Linked DNA regions of Mus musculus: region 2 is linked to region 1. The links are chromatin contacts, found by POLR2A ChIA-PET in ENCODE. All regions are on one chromosome and are shown on one strand. Each heading gives the region's core, a stretch centred on a gene start or an enhancer-like site at or near the end of the contact. The rest is flanking DNA. Distances are from core to core; before and after follow the strand shown.

The links. ChIA-PET counts read pairs that join two places held with the same protein, here RNA polymerase II (POLR2A).
Region 2: POLR2A ChIA-PET joins it to region 1 with 27 read pairs in embryonic stem cell. The contact joins the promoter of Zkscan5 here to the promoter of Arpc1b in region 1. POLR2A ChIA-PET finds 5 or more read pairs at or near these places in 3 of 5 experiments (Patski and embryonic stem cell).

The regions. Positions count from the first base shown.
Region 1 is chr5:145,112,844-145,115,737 of GRCm38, forward strand. It overlaps Arpc1b (actin related protein 2/3 complex, subunit 1B), which reads left to right and starts at 1,413. Exons shown (of 10, transcript NM_023142.2): 1 at 1,413-1,498.
Region 2 is chr5:145,203,087-145,205,980 of GRCm38, forward strand. It overlaps Zkscan5 (zinc finger with KRAB and SCAN domains 5), which reads left to right and starts at 1,473. Exons shown (of 6, transcript NM_016683.2): 1 at 1,473-2,622. The coding sequence starts at 2,209. It also overlaps a transcript of Zkscan14 not described here.

The DNA.
Region 1 (2,894 bases), core at 163-2,662:
CGTGGAAACCTGAGCTAAATCTTACTGAGCTGGGTGGGTCTGGTGGCACGGGGAACTGAGGCAGGAGAATCACAAGCTCAAGGCCTACGTAACTTCAAGTCCAGCCCCAGAAACTTAAGGAGACTTAAGTGAAGGCTGGGGATGTAGCTCCGTGACTGAGCGTCTGCTGTGTGTGCAGGGCCCTGAGTTTGAATCCCAACACCATTATATATGTATATGTGTGTGTGTGTGTGTGTATACACACACACACATATACATAATCACTGAACATGGGCAGGGTGTTCACTGCAGCAACTGCTCCAAACTTAGAGTATTTTATTACACCAGGCATGATGATGCACTGCTTTAATACCAGAACTCAGAACTTGGAGACACAGACAGAGGCGGATCTCTGAGTTCAAGGGCAGTCTGGCCTACAGAGCTAATTCCAGGGCAATCAGGGCTACACAGAGAAACCCTGGCTCAAAAAAAAAAAAAAAGTATTAATTTATTTACTTACCCTGCGTGTGTGTGTGTGTGTGTGTGTGTGTGTGTGTGTATGTTTACACACTCTAGTTCACTATGGCTGGCATGTGTGTGGAAGTCAGTGCTGGGAGTTCAATTCAGGTCCTTAGGCTGGGCAGCAAGCACCTTTGCCATCTGAGCCATCTTACTGGCCCATTTCTTTGGTTTTTTTGAGGCAGGGTTTCATGTAACCCAGGCTGGCCTTCATCCAGCTCTACAGCCAAGGGTGAACTCGAATCTCATCTCTCTTCCTCCATCTCCCCAGTGCTGGGATGACAGGTGTGGGTTATCACAGGCACCTCTAAGCCAGAATTAGTGATACAGGAGATTGCTGGGAGTCTAGAGAGGAGCTCTCAGAAGGTGGGAGGCACAGCAAAAGGAACTTGAGACGCACCTAACCTGGAAGACCCTTGACCCTGGAGCATCATCACCTGACTGCAAAGCTACTCAGCAACTTGGAGGGAAGTGTGTGGACTTCCGAAGCGAGAAGTCACCTGGAGTGGCAGTGCTCTTCTTCCTGGACGCCAGCGACTCTGCCATCTTTGGGACACAGAGTCTGGGGAACCACGGCTGGGGTGCACCTAGAGTGCGAGGGGCGGGGCAGGAGTCATTAAGTTGCGGGGTGCCTGCGTGTGGCCTCAAAACCTTTGAATTCTTGGTTGCCCGATCTCGGGCTTCCGCCCTCTAAGCGCCCCCCCCCTTCTTCCAGCCTCAGTTTCCCCATTCAGAAAGTAGTTAGGGGCAACAGCGTGCGATCTCCGAACGAATTCTGGGCTGAGCTGGACTTAACTGAGGTCCGGGCGGCTTAGTACCCCGAGGGGTGGGCGGGCCCTGAGATCTGGCCACAGCCGCCCGGGTCCCGCCCCCGGTCCCTGCGGGGCTGTGCCCGAAGGCCCCGCCCCCCGCCCACGAGGAAGTGGCTGCGGCGCTGCGCGGGTCTCAGAGCCGGTTCGGCGCGTCGACTGTCCAGAGTCCGCGGCCGAGGAGACCCGAGGTGAGGGGCGCGGGGTGGTCGCGAGGTGTGTGTGGTGTCTGAGGCCACCTAGAAGTCAGGGGACTCGAGGCGATGTTCGACGGTGAGGGGGATGGGGATGAGAGAGGAGTGGAGAGCCGTGTGCATGGGGGCCTGGTGGGGCTCCCGGCGAGGGTGGGGCTGGCAAGGAGCTAGTGGGGGGCGGCGTTCTGGGGATGCGGGGCGCGGTGGGAAGAATCGCAGAGATTCCCCGCGCACTCGACGCCATCGAGACGGCACAGCCCCAGCCTCGCGCCCCCTCTCCGCTTTCCTGGCCCCGCTTTCGATCCCCGAGACCCGTGTCGCCCCGTTACTTTGGGCGCAGGGCCCCACGCTCAGTCACTTCCCCCTCGGTCCGCAGCCTTCCGGGTTGTTGCGACCGGGAAATGAGCTAGCACCCCTGCCCCGCCTCATCCCCCAGTGACCATACCCGGCAGGGGTCCAGGTTCCTGGTTCCACCCAGCTTGGGCGAGCGGACCCTGGCGGCTCGAGGGGCACCCAGCCAGGCCACCCCGGACAGGGCAGGTCCCGGTGGGGCCCGCAAATAGGCTGGAATCCTGAACTGGGAGCCAGCCCAGGTGCTGGCCATGAAGCTTGTTCCCGCGAGGCAGCTCCAGCCTGGGGCGGTGTGGCTGCTGACGCAGTCGAGCCACCTCGCCTCTCTAGAGCTCAACTTGCCTTGCCTGGAAAATGGGGACCTTCCAGATTTGGAGGCTTAGCTGCCAAATGTGGCTAGTACACTTGGCAGAGTGCCTGCTTGTCTGCTGCTGCAGACCTTATTTCTGCACTCCTTTGAACCTGGCCTTATGAGGTGGGAGGGTGGGGTGGGGTCCGAAGCTGCAGCCCTGCGGGGCGACTTGGAGGGAACAACTTCTTCACGTGGACAATAAAAAAGGAATAGATTTACCACGTGGGCTTCTACTGTAAGAGAATGTGCGGGGCTGGGAGATGGAGCATTGAATAAAAGCACTGACAGGGGTGGAGTTGGGGAGGGGGAATCCTGAGGGTCTGAGTTCGAATACCCCGACACCCATGGGCACTCAAAGACACACAATGAAGCGTGCAAGGCAAAGGTCTGTGTGAATGAAAATTTATTTATTTATTTTGGTTTTTCGAGACAGGGTTTCTCTGTATAGCTCTGGCTGTCCTGGAACTCACTCTGTAGACCAGGCTGGCCTCGAACTCAGAAATCCTCCTGCCTCTGCCTCCCGAGTGCTGGGATTAAAGGTGTACGCTGGTGATTCTTTTTCACTCTGGGTTGTTTTGTTCTTTTAGGCAGGGTCTCCTCCTTTCCCCTGGACTCGGGTTCTCTCTCTCTCTCTCTCTCTCTCTCTCTCTCTCTCTCTTTCCCCCTCCCTCCCTCCTCCTTCCCTCCCCC
Region 2 (2,894 bases), core at 223-2,722, 90 kb after region 1:
GTTTGCTTCAGTCGTGGATTTGAGAGATGCCCTTCCCTCCGCCCCCAGTGTTGTGACCTTAGTTCTGTAACTAGGTCTTCCACTGATGGCAGGGGTTGCAATTCCACGGTAGTCTGTTTTGGTGGGCCCCTGAAGTGTGACAACAGGTTCTCTGATACTACCAGTATTCGAAGGACTTGGAAAATGATGAAAACGCCTCAAGAGAGGGGTAGATAATTTAAAATGGGATTTACAATTTAGGGTAACAGGCTTTAAGCAAAACTTCTGTCTTCAAACTATTGTTTCTCCCCAGCCGCCTGGCTGCCATGCTCTGGGCGCATCTTTCAGCTTTTCAGCCGATACAGCAACAGGCGCTTTTTTCCCTCTGCTGCATTCGTTTTGTTTGTTTTGTTTTTCTCTTTTTTTCTTCCTTTTTCTCTCTCTTTCTTCCCTCTGCTGCATTCGTTTTGTCTCTTTCTTTCCCTTCCTTCCTTCCTTCCTTCCTTCCTTCCTTCCTTCCTTCCTCCCTTCCTTCCTTCCTTCCTTCCTTCCTTCCTTCCTTTCTTGACAGGGTTTCTCTGTGTAGCCCTGCCTGTCCTGGAACTCACTTTGTAGACCAGGCTGGCCTTGAACTCAGAAATCCACCTGCCTCTGCCTCCCAAGTGCTGGGATTAAAGGCGTGCGCCACCACCGCGCGGCTTGTTTTGTTTTTCAAAAGCTAGTCAAGTGCAGAAGCAATAGAAAAAAAATACGAACAATTAATTGATATAACTTTCGGACTAGACACCCTGATGCCCTTTAACATTAAAAAATTACCTAATGCCTGCGGGGAAGGGGCTTACATGGAGAGCTGTGGAAGTCAAAGGACAATTTTTGGATGTCTCAAGTCCAGGGATCAGCTCATGTCATCAGGCTTGGCAGTAAGAGCCTCTATCACGGAGCCAGTCAGGTCTGCCTCCCCGGCAGCATATTAATAAGCCCTGGAGACAGAGAGCCACAGCCATATTGGCTAGACTTCGCGCGCAGCTCCTTGGGAGATGTAGTCCCGAGAGCCTCAGCCACTCTAGGGCAATAAAGAATCTTTGCGTGTTTAGAAAAGTGGCCAGGATGGTGCAGACCTACTTCAATTCCAGAGTGCTGCGGTGGGTGGGTGGGTGAGGCTGTGCTCGACCAATCAGAGGAGAGAGAGGGTGGACCTATTTTGTTTGTTTGTTTTCCCCGACCGGCCCCCTAGATTCCTACCCTTGAGCTAAGCCCATGCTCTGGTTTTGGGGGTGGGAAATAGATTAGCTCTATTTTCCCCAGGCTCTTGTAGCCTCTTGCTTGAGGGTGACTGATTGGTCAGCTCCACAAGGGGGCGGGCTCAGGAGTAGCTCCTCCTTCCCGCTGTGCTGCTAGGACCTCCGGGATTCCTAGAGAGGCTGCGGAAGCGCTCTTGGGGGTGGGATTTATGGCTGAAGCTCGTACTTGGTTACTTCCGGCGATGAACTGTTGGAAAGTGTCGGACTTGCCTCTCTCTTGGCTTGTGAGAACTCCATCTTCCAAGCCTGGGCTGCGGGGAGTTTGATCTTTGGGTCCCCGGGACTTAAAGACTGGAGAGGAGCTGGTAGGACATTGTGTCCACACTGGAGTCCTGTCCCTAACCTTGACCCGGCTGGTCTCTGTCTCCAGGTCAGGAGCTATTACAAAGAATCCAGGTCCAAATTTTTTAGTATAACCGTACTTCTCATAGAACTAATGAAGTCTTTCGTTTATCTATCAAGCTCTTATGGCTTGAAAGCCAGAATGAGATATGACCATTTTAATGGGTTTCATTCCTATACTGACTTCAGTTTGGCTTATGATCGAGAGAAGAAACGACTCCGTCTGGAATAATTTTGTCCCGTTATTTATATGAGATATGGACTTTCTCATTTTTAAAACTGTTTTAAGTTGGGCCTGATGTCACTTTTTAATGGCCTTTTTTTTTTTTACGTTATTAAAATCTGGACGTAGTCGCTATTAGCTGTTTTATGGGAGAAGTGATGACTAACTTCTCTATATCTTAAAGTGAATGACTTTGTTGAGTGGTTTTTCTTTAGTCTAGATGACGTCGTTGCCACCTCTCTTAGCTAATAATAATTCCAGACATTCCAGTAAGGTTGTTCACTACAAAAAGTGCCCTTTAGAAGAGCAGAGAACAAATCGGGTTAGTGTAACGGGCTAGAGTCTAGAGACTCTTCAGTTGGAATGATAATGACAGAATCCAGGGCAGTTATACACTTAGAGCCTCCCGCTGAGACTTCGCAAGAGCAAGCAGACCTTCTCATAGTGAAAGTAGAAGAAGAGGACTGCTCCTGGATGCAGGGATACAACCGGCCAGTGCTTGAGACTTTTTACCAGCGCTTCAAGCACTTCCAGTACCATGAGGCAGCAGGACCCCGCGATGCTCTCAGCCAGCTCCGGGTTCTCTGTTGTGAGTGGCTGAGGCCGGAGCTGCACACCAAAGAGCAGATCCTGGAGCTGCTGGTGCTGGAGCAGTTCCTCACCATCCTGCCTGAAGAGTTTCAGGCCTGGGTGAGAGAGCATCACCCCGAGAGTGGGGAAGAAGCCGTGGCTGTGATAGAGAGTATCCAGAGAGAGCTGGAGGAGCGCAGACAACAGGTGCGTTGCAAGAGGAAACGGGGACAGTGAGGAAGGAGCTGCCATGCAGTCTTAGCCCTGTGGTGCTTCAGTCGTTCATATTCTGGCTTTGCTGTTGTTTTTGAGACAGCCCCACTATGTATCCTTGGGTGTTCTGGATTTCACTATGTAGACCAGAGATCTCTATGTAGACTCGAACTCACAGAGATCCACCTGTGTCTGCCCCGCCCCTCCAAATGCTAGGATGAAAGGCGTGTGCCACTGTACCCAACATGTAATGAGTTTTAAAGAAT